Linked DNA regions of Homo sapiens: all the other regions are linked to region 1. The links are chromatin contacts, found by Hi-C or POLR2A ChIA-PET in ENCODE. All regions are on one chromosome and are shown on one strand. The core of a region is the stretch at or near the end of the contact, and the rest is flanking DNA. Distances in the headings are between cores, read along the strand shown. Region 1 holds the start of ZNF665 (zinc finger protein 665). Region 2 holds the start of ETFB (electron transfer flavoprotein subunit beta). Region 3 holds the start of ZNF614 (zinc finger protein 614).

Region 1 (3,249 bases), core at 506-3,005:
GCCAGTTTCTTAGCGTATCTGTGACAGTTTCTTTCTTTTTCTTTTTTTTGAGACGGAGTCTTGCTCTCGCCCAGGCTGGAGTGCAGGGGCGCCATCTCGGCTCACTGCAAGCTCCGCCTCCCGGGTTCACGCCATTCTCCTGCCTCAGCCTCCCGAGTAGAGTAGCTGGGACTACAGGCGCCCGCCACCACGCCCGGCTAATTTTTTTGTATTATCATTAGAGACGGGGTTTCACCGTGTTAGCCAGGATGGTCTCCTGGTGACCATCGTGATCCGCCCGGCTCGTGATCCGGTCCTGACCTCGTGATCCGCCCAGCTCGGCCTCCCAAAGTGCTGGGATTACAGGCGTGAGCCACAGCGCCCGGCCGACACAGTTGTTTCCTAGTAAGATAGGAAAAGATCTTTTTCTCATGGGCTATTATGTTGTTATTTGAGTTAATACAGGTAAAGTATTCCGAATAATGCCTTGCACATAGTGTTCAGAAAAGTCAGTCATTGCTATTGCCATTATCATCACAGTTTTTACTTCTGGCCAGTGTTTCTGTAAAGCCACTGTGGACCTTGTCACCTCAGAAGACATCATTCGTGCTTTAGCTTATCTAGATACGGAGTATCACTTAGTGTGTTGAAAATAATATCTAACACTTCTATAGAGATCAGCTTGTGTTTGGGTTTTTATTTGTCTATTTATTGTATTGTCCACAAAACTGAAAACTCCACACAGATTTAGAGGCTATTATAACTACTTAGGGAAAAGTACAATAAAACAGAATTAGGGAGACATAACTTGCTCAAAAATGCCTTCACGCTGGGGCGGTGGCTCAGTGAGCCGAGATCATGCCATTGCATTCCAGCCTGGGCGACAAGAGCAAGACTCTTGTCTAAAAAAAAAAAAAAAAAAAAAAAAACAACAACAAACCTCACATATTCGTATTTAAGAATATAGGAAACACTGATTCAGTTTCTTCTACTGTTCTCTCACAACACAGAATGCTACAGTTAGCCCAGAGGTACTGGGTTTTCCCACACACACCAAGCAAGCAATCCTGCCACAGACACCAGGTGCGTGTTCTCTCATTCCGTTCCATTTTGCCGGGACATGGCATCAGATCCCACACGTTGAGGGCTCAGTCCCACAATAGTGCACACATTTCAATGCCAGTCTCAAGCAGAGGTTGTGACTTGTGCTTACAGATCAGATATAAATCCAGGAGTCCCTTGACCCCCTCCTCAGGTTCAACGAATTTGCTAGAGTGGCTCACAAAATACAGGGAAACACTTTACATAGATTTACGTATTATAAAGGATATTACAAAGTTGACAGAAGAACAGCCAGATGGAAGGGATCAGTGAGGTGAGGCATGGGAGAAGGGGCGTTGAGCCTTGGTGCCCTCCCTGGGTGCACCACGCTGCAGGAGCCTCCCAGTGTTCACCTATCCAGAAGCTCCGCTGAATCCTCTCCTTTTGGGTTGTTATGGCGCCTTCATTACATATGCATGATTGCTTATATTACTGGCCATTGGTTAAACTTTTAGATAGCCTAAGTTTTGTTTTTTTTTTTTTTTGGGAGAGACGAAGTCTCACTCTGTCACCCAGGCTGGAGTGCAATGGCGCGATATCGGCTCATTGCAACCTCCGCCTCCAGGGTTCAGGCCCCGCCCCGGCCCCGCCCACCCTATGCTCTCAGTCCCTCCCAACGCCTGGCCTTTCCCCACCGCAACCCGCCCCTTTGCCTACTGCGCGGGCAGTTTCTTGCAAACCCGGAAGCAGATCTCTTGGAGTGAAGGCTGTTAGTCGCCGCGTGAGTTTCCCTCTATCTAGATTAAACCTGCGTTTCGGAGTCCCCTGCTCCTCCGTACCCGATGTCCGGGGGTTCGTATAGCCCTTAAAGTCCCCGCACGGCTCCCTCCATTCCATGTAAATTCAGACTTTGCCGCGAGACTCTGGGGGTCGCATCGCTTTGGGTTAAAATCACACAGGCTGGTCCTGCCCGCGGTCTTTCGGCCTTCAGACCATGCAGACACCTCCTTTCCTGCGCCGTTTCCTGCTTAAAACCCTTTACTGACCTGCGCCCTGTGAAGTCCTCATCTGCGAAGTGGGTGCAGGATTTTACCGTCCCCTAACCTCGCCCTAGTCAGCTACTGGAGCGTTAGCGCCGCAGCCCCAGTCCCGGGGAGGCCGCGCCTCTGCCTGGTCCTGGGATCCTGCATACCCCACCCCTCTCCTAAGGCGCCGTCGCCCCCCACCTCCCTCCTCCTCGTGCCGGGCCCTGCTGCTCCCTAGGCCTCCCCTTCGCAGTCACCGTTTCCCCTGAGCCCGCGTTGGGGAGGTGCCCGGGCCTTGTCCTGTGATACCCGGTGTTCTTGCCTGCCCAGCTCCACCCGCTGGAAAATGTGCTCCTCCAGGATCCAGGTGTCTTACTCCAAACCCTCCCTGTGAATGTGTGGGCCAAGGGGATCAGGAGACAGAGAGGGGGGCTGAGAGAAAAGTAGAAAAACGGAGACAGAGGAAAGAATGAGGGAAACCAGTAAACATGGCAAAGTAGAGGATGGGTCAGGATTTACAAAGAGACAGTAAGGGTGAAAGAAGTCGCTGAGAAAGTAACAGGATGGAGAAACAACTGGAGAAATGTAGAGAAAAGCTCGCTGTCTAGAGAGATGAAGGACAGCAAGGTAGGGAGAGGGGCAGCTCCTCAGACGGAGAGTTAGGGAGAGGAGGGGGTATTTGGAGCCAGGATAGACAGAGCAGCGTGGTGCTGGGACAGCAAGAAGGGGCAGCTGGTGACAAGGAGAGCAGAGGGAGAACCACAGCAGGGGGAGACCTGGGATCTGGGGGTGCCAAAGAGTGGGGACAAGGAAGTGAAACAGGGAAGAGGGGATTTAACAGGGAGAGCAGAGATAAGGGAAGAAAGAGGCAGAAATAGATGGAGATTGGGGACAACCAAAAGACGGGTGAAAGAGGAATAAGAGGTGAAACAAGTTGCAAGAATGGAACAGAACAAGTGGAAGAGAAGGATAGAGGGAAGGAGAAACAGCAGGAGAAGAGAGGGGCTCAAAATGAGGAGCAGAGACCCAGGCTGAAACACAGAAAAGAAACAAGGAGAGAGAAGAAGAGAATGAGAGAGATGTACAGAATGAGGGAGGGAAACACACAGGAAGGAAGAAAGAGGGGGACTATGGCCCAGATGCATGGTGGTTTCATTGGATATGGATAATTACATCGTGATATATTGATTTCTGTATCCATAAT
Region 2 (3,249 bases), core at 1-2,500, 1.8 Mb after region 1:
TGGCCTGGGTGCAGCCCCCACCAGGCCCAGCTAGCTCATCTTGCGGCTGGGCGGGGCCCAGGACTGCTGCTGCTGACCGCCTTGATAGGCTACACCGTGAAGAATGCGTGGAAGAACAACGTCTTCTTCTCTTGGTCCTATTTTTCTGGGTGGCTGGCCTTACCCTTCTCAATTCTCGCGGGTAAACTGGACAGCGGGAAGAGGGTGGAGGAGACTGCCCAGAAGACCCTCACCCCAGAGGCTCCCCAGCTGCCCTCCCAGGAAACCCCGGGGACCTCTCGGGGACTCCCCAACACACTAACGACTCCCGCAGACCCGGCAGAGACCCCCTTGGAGCCCCAAACCCCAGTCCCCGGGGCCCTCCCGGCCATCCGCCCCAGGGCCCACCTTCCTCTCCCTGCTCCGCACCCCCGTCCCCCCAGGCTTCTGCTTTCTGCTGGCAGACATGATCATGCAGAGCACCGACGCCATCAGTGGATTCCCCGTGTGTCTGTGACTGCAGCCTGCCTGGGGCAGAATAAAGGAACGGCTTTTTTTAGCGCTGCGGCTCCGCGTGCTTTTCTGCGGGTCGTGGGGACGCAGGCACGGGGTTGCATAGAGGCTCAGGGAAGACATAAGGACATGAACTCATAGGGAACGTGGAGACAGGGAGACACAGACATGGAGACACAAGTCTCCATGGATTGGGATGGGAACAGGGACATGTGGGAGGGGCGGGGCCAGGAGGGGACGTGGGCCTTTGGAGAGGGTGTGGAGAGGCTGTGGGGACGACATGGAGGTGAAGTAGAGACACGGACAGGGGAGGATACGGATATGGAAGGGACAGGGAACACGGGGATGGAGAGAGTGGAGAGACCGACGCGCGAGGATTCAGAGGCGTGGGAATACGAGTACCGCGACTTGGAGAGGCCGGGAAGAAGTGGGGGATCTGGAGAGGGAGAGCAGATCCGGGGATACCGGGAAGTGTTTATAGGACCGGGAGGATCTATAAACTCCGGGCGCGCTTCCCTCCAGTGCACGACCTTTCCCCTAGTTCTCTGCCCTGCCCTCTCCGCCAGGCCTTTCCTTCTCTCTCCAGGTCCCGCTCGCTCCCCGAGATCCGCTTCCCATTGGTTTGCATTGCTTGCCACACCTCCCTTCCTTCCGGCCTCTCGATTGGTCCTCTGTCGGGGAGGCGGGCTCTGCAGCGGTTGACTGGCTGACCGTGCTGCGCGCAGGCGCAGAGAGGGGCGCGGGGGGCGGGGGTGGTGGGGCTTCTGGACTGAGCCGCTGAGGGTGCGGGCTGACCCTGTAAGTGGCTGCGGCGGGAAGATGGCGGAGCTGCGCGTGCTCGTAGCTGTCAAGAGGGTCATCGACTACGCCGTGAAGGTGATCGGGCCCCCCTCTCCCACATCCCTGAGTCCCGCAGCCGTGTGCTTCCGGGGCCACGAGCGCACACTGGGTGGGGGTCTTCTCGTAACCCCCGACCTCTGCCGCTTTAACCCCCAAACGTCAAAGTCACCTGAGGGCAAAAATCCAAGAGTGAAGTTCTAACATCCGATCCCTCCGGGGTCACGGCCATGTTCTCTTTTCCCTCGTTCTGGATTCACTCTCTTGATAACTGTTCAGAGTGAGTTGCTTTCTCTATTTCTTACCCACTGGAAGAAGTCACGGTCCCTGTTTAATGCACGGAGAAACTGAGGCACAGAGAGGTCACCCAGCTAGAGAAGGGCAGAGCCGAGAGTTCTATCCAGGTTCCTCTGACTGCTTTCACCCACTAGGCTGCATTACTTACCATTGTACTCTTATATTACCCGAAATGTGCTATAGAGGGAGTCAGACAGGGTCCTGTGGGGCCCCAGAAGCTGCTTTCCACCCTCCATAGCCACAGGGTGAGCCAGGAGGCTCTAGCTAGGGAGAGAGAAGTGTGTTTGCTAGAGATGAAAGTTCAAGGAGCCAACCTGACTGAGCTGGGGGTAGCTCACATTCTCCATGAAAGAGGTGGGGGAGGGTGCTCTCAGCGCCTGGCTTGTTGTCCCCAGAGGGAAGCTGGTGTGGACAGAGGTGAATCAGACACGGTCTCTCAGGCCCGTTTCTCTCAATGCTTGGCCTGAACTGGACTGAAGATGGTGACTGTCTGTCCATGTCTGTCCTTCCCATCAGCCTGGGGACTTACCTCCGTGTCCCCAGCATTACCTAGCGCAGGGCCTGGCACCCTGGAGGCCTCAGGGTGGGCAAAACCAGGGTCACAAAGTTGACACTGATACTGCCCCTGCCTGCTTAGGGAGTGGGCTGGGGAAGAGGGTACAGGAGCCAGACTTGAGCATGAAAGTGTCAGTGATGATAGCAGCCAGCATTTAGCGGGTACTTACGTGGCAGGCATCGTTCCAAGTCCTTTGCAGAGATTAACCCATTCAGTCCTTTCAGTACCCTTTGTATTATTTATTATTTATTTTTATTTTTTGAGACGGAGTTTTGCTCTTTTTGCCCAGGCTGGAGTGCAATGGCGCAGTCTTGGCTCACTGCAACCTCAGCCTCCCGAGTTCAAGCAATTCTCCTACCTCAGCCTCCCAGGTAGCTGGGATTACAGGCATGTGCCACCACACCTGGCTAATTTTTTGTATTTTTAGTAGAGATGGGGTTTCACCATGTTGGTCAGGCTGGTCTCAAACTCCAGACCTCAGGTGATCCACCCGCCTGCCTCGGCCCCCCAAAGTGCTGGGATTACAGGTGTGAGCCACCGTGCCTGGCCGACCCTTTGTATTATTAATTCCATTGGATAGATGAGGAAACTGAGGCCTGTCAGATCTCCCAGCCAGTAAGTGGCAGAGTTACGATCGAAACCCCGGGCAAGTCTGGCTCTAGACTCTGCTCTCCCATCTCCCTCAATGCCCCCTGTCCTAATGATGCCTCTGGCAGCACATGACAGGGATGTCACCTGTAGCCCTTTTGAGACACATTCCTCTTGGGGTCCTGGGACCCAACACTTGGTTTCCTCCCTGCTCTGACTGTTCGTTACTGTCACATCTTTGGAGTCCTACAGCTCCCTGGGCCTCTTCTCTCCATCCCAGCCCTGGCCTTCCACGCCTGGCATGTCTGGGATTGGATCCGTCTCCCCCATGGTGCAGGCCCACGTTTGACTCAGCTCTGGTCCCAGCATCACTCAGCACAGAGCCTGGCACATGGATGTCTCTGGTGTGCTCAGGGAGAGAACAGAGGGGAAGCGTGAAGGCCGCGTTGAATCAGCTACTGTCCTTTCCAGAGGGTGCT
Region 3 (3,249 bases), core at 276-2,775, 1.2 Mb after region 1:
CTCAAGAAATACGAACATGAAATTCTTATTCTCTAGAAATTACAAAACGTAAGTAAAATGAAGAAATTTTAAGTCACCATAATTGTACGGAACAGTCAAATATTGTTAGTATATTCTCCAGAATTTTTCAAATGCATGAGCATATTTATTTTCTGAAAGAAAACAGCCTATTTTGCATTTATCATGCCATGAACTTATTATACATCATCATACCTATTTTCTAAGATCAACATGTTTTATAATATATTCATGATTATGGTACAAAGATAGTAAAATTAAGTATAAATTGGGAATATTTTTCAAGTAAAAACATGGCATTCTCTACCTATGAACACAAACAATATTAATTCAAACTAAATGTCTTGTTTAACCAATCACAATTTTCCAAAAGATGTTTATGATTTCTTCCAATAACAAGACCATAAAATATATACTATCCTGCAGATCATTTTTTTGTCCTCTGACAAAGTTTTCTTTTTTATAAAACAATTGTAGCATATTCTTTTAAATTGATATATACTCTTACAGTTCAGCAGATGTTCCATAATTTACCAAAGTATTCATCTCTCATTGTAATTCCCTTTTTTTGTAAATTACAAAAGTTGTGGTTAATATTAAGACAGATTTGCCTAGATAGCTTTTAGAATTGCTGTGTCAAAGAAAACGAAAAAATTAAATTGGCTCTAGGTTGCCTTCCAAAAATACAATATTTACTTAAATCTTCTACAGTTACAACGCCAACATCTGCAAAAATAGAACTAATATTTTTTAAGTGTGACTTTTTAAAAAATCTGGAAACATTGCAAAGTAGGATGATCGCATTCTAATAATTTCATATTCTTAAGTGCCCCACTGTCATCTTCCTTTACTTCTGGAAGGAAACATGTAGATATTAACACAGTTGCACCTTCACCTCCTCATCCCCTTCCCCACTGGCAGTGGTTTTAATAGCAAGCCCCATGTGGGTATTAGCATTTAATGGAGCATCACTCCTGTTCTCGGCTTCGTCCATTCAGTCAGAGTCTAATCTAACCCACAAAAGCCTTACCCAGCCCAGAACCCCCGCCCTATCCCCAAATCTAACACTTTCAGTGACCACTGGTTTTGGCAACTCTGTGACCGCTTCCTGGCCAGCACCGTGACTTCTTCAAACCTTGTTTATTTTTCCAAATTGTCCTGGATATGAGCATCTTCTCTGCCGTACGGCTGCTGCCTTCCTCTAAGATGGCCGTGCCCATGGTGCTCCAGCTAAGGCTCCACTCTCAGCTATAATGGGCACAAAGGGCGCCGCCATCTTTTTTCCACAGCAGGCTGAATAGAATGCCACTGCGCCGTGTTGGCCTTGGCTGGGCACCCGACTCTTGAGTGTCCCTTGCAACGAAGAGAGAAAGGCACTGAGGTGACTAAGAGTGATTCCCACAGCCATTATGGCCGCTCCTGTCAGAAACGCTGCGATGGGCGCAGCCCTGTGACCTCATAGAGCGGCGCCCGCAGTCTGAACTCGCGATCCCGGGCAGGCTCCGTGGTCCTCGCCTCGCTTCACGGTCTTTACCGCTCAGCTTCCCGGAGTCCGCGCAGGAGCGCGTCTGAATAGGAAGCGTTTTCGGACGTGGATGCGGCGTTTTGTCGCTGCCAGTGGTGTCTGGAGAGGTTCGGGCTCGGGTGAGTCGAGTTCTGGGCATGGACTCGCGGCCTGTGGGTCTGTGTACCGATGGTGCGTGGAGCGTCCTGATTGGGGCTGTATTTGAACGCAGTCGCTGAGGAAGCGGGGCGTTAATGACGGGTCCTTTGGCTGTAGGGATGAAGAGTCTGAGGAAATCAGCGACGAGTCCGACTCTGTCTGGGTCTGGGGCCCTTGTGAGTCACCCTTTACGGGTGTTGGGCTGGGGGACGGTCAGGTCTTTCCCTTCCCATGAGGCCCTATCTCAGGCTATCACATGGGATATTATCTTTCCTGAAGAATATAACATGTGCTCTTGAAAAAAATGTTTATTTTACTGCTGTTGAGTGCAGTGTTAAATGTTCGTTAAGTCTAGTTGGTTGATAATGTTGTTCAAGTTTTCGGTATCCTTGCTGAGTTTCTATTTGTTTTCTTTATTATTGCAAGTAGGGTAATGTAGTCTTCAATTATTATTGTTGAATTGTCTAATCCTCTCTCATTCTGTTTTGCTTCATACGTTTTTAAATTATCATATTCTTATATATACACCCTTATATTATTATTGCCAGCCATTGTAACCATTGTTGCCACTCACCTAGGCCTTGGTGTCCAGAGTTTTATTGGATATCAGTTAACACACACACACACAATTGACTGCCTATGAGGCTGACTTCAATCTCCAGCTCCTCCAGATATCAAACTAATACCACGTGGTCCAAGGTCTCCCACAGTAAATCACATTATTAGGATAGACAATTTGGCATGGCTTAAATTGCCCTGATAACCAAAGACAGTTTTATCAAGCAGCGTATTCCAAAGGCTTAGAGTTTGCCTCATAGGAACTGTGGGCAAAGGACAAAGCTCTCTTGGGTAAAGTTACTCCTTTAGCGCATAATGTGAAATGAGACAGTTCTTGTGATTTGCTTAGTACATTGGTCTTGACACGAGGTATGTATACCCAAAGAGCTTACAGAGACTTTCGAACCAGTACATGGGCACACGTGGTTTTTAAAGACATTCTTGGAGCCTTCCATGTGTTCTCTTTCCTAAAATTGATCTGTCTGAGAATTCACCTTGAAGGGGGCCACCCCTCCACAACCTGTGGGTGTTTCTTGTCAGGTGGGATGAGAGACTGAGAAAAGAAATAAGAGACAAAGTATAGAGAAAGAAAAGTGGGCCCAGGAGACCAGCACTCAGCATACGGAGGACCCACGCTGGCACTGGTCTCTGAGTTCCCTCAGTATTTATTGATCACTATCTCTACCACCTCGGAGAGGGGGATGTGGCAGGACAATAAGGTAATAGTGGGGAGAGGGTCAGCAGGAAAACATGTGAACAAAGGTCTCTGTGTCATAAATAAGTTTAAGGAAACGTGCTGTGCCTTGATGTGCACGCACACAAACATTTCGGTACAATAAAGAGCAGTATTGCCACCAGCATGTCTCACCTCCAGCCCTAAGGCGGTTTTCTCCTATCTCAGTAAATAGAACAGACAATGGGGTTTTACACGGAGACATTCCATTCCCAGGGACGAGGAGGAGACAGATGCCTTTCTCTTATCTCAACCGCAAAGAGGCCTTCCTCTTTTA

What was found. Hi-C counts contacts between places; a loop is a spot of excess contacts on that map. ChIA-PET counts read pairs that join two places held with the same protein, here RNA polymerase II (POLR2A). Pooled maps may share reads with other maps.
Region 2: a pooled map shows a loop between it and region 1 (2.5-fold over the local background). The contact joins the promoter of ETFB here to the promoter of ZNF665 in region 1. A Hi-C loop is called at or near these places in 4 of 50 pooled maps. POLR2A ChIA-PET finds 5 or more read pairs at or near these places in 2 of 52 experiments (MCF 10A and PC-9).
Region 3: a loop to region 1 is called in a map of naive thymus-derived CD4-positive, alpha-beta T cell, with 6 times the contacts of the local background. The contact joins the promoter of ZNF614 here to the promoter of ZNF665 in region 1. A Hi-C loop is called at or near these places in 1 of 168 maps with a recorded cell type or tissue (naive thymus-derived CD4-positive, alpha-beta T cell) and 7 of 50 pooled maps. POLR2A ChIA-PET finds 5 or more read pairs at or near these places in 1 of 52 experiments (naive thymus-derived CD4-positive, alpha-beta T cell).

The regions. Positions count from the first base shown.
Region 1 is chr19:53,191,864-53,195,112 of GRCh38, reverse strand. It overlaps ZNF665 (zinc finger protein 665), which reads left to right and starts at 1,755. Exons shown (of 4, transcript NM_024733.5): 1 at 1,755-1,801. RefSeq lists an enhancer at 1,790-1,939.
Region 2 is chr19:51,364,389-51,367,637 of GRCh38, reverse strand. It overlaps ETFB (electron transfer flavoprotein subunit beta), which reads left to right and starts at 1,250. Exons shown (of 6, transcript NM_001985.3): 1 at 1,250-1,368. The coding sequence starts at 1,312. CLDND2 (claudin domain containing 2) reads left to right here. Exons shown (of 4, transcript NM_152353.3): 3 at 62-181; 4 at 423-540. The coding sequence ends at 496. RefSeq lists silencers at 1-134, 405-454 and an enhancer at 684-1,643.
Region 3 is chr19:52,026,655-52,029,903 of GRCh38, reverse strand. It overlaps ZNF614 (zinc finger protein 614), which reads left to right and starts at 1,525. Exons shown (of 5, transcript NM_025040.4): 1 at 1,525-1,662. It overlaps LOC112268244 (a long non-coding RNA gene), which reads right to left. Exons shown (of 2, transcript XR_002958414.2): 2 at 124-2,792. RefSeq lists enhancers at 1,038-1,797, 2,268-3,038.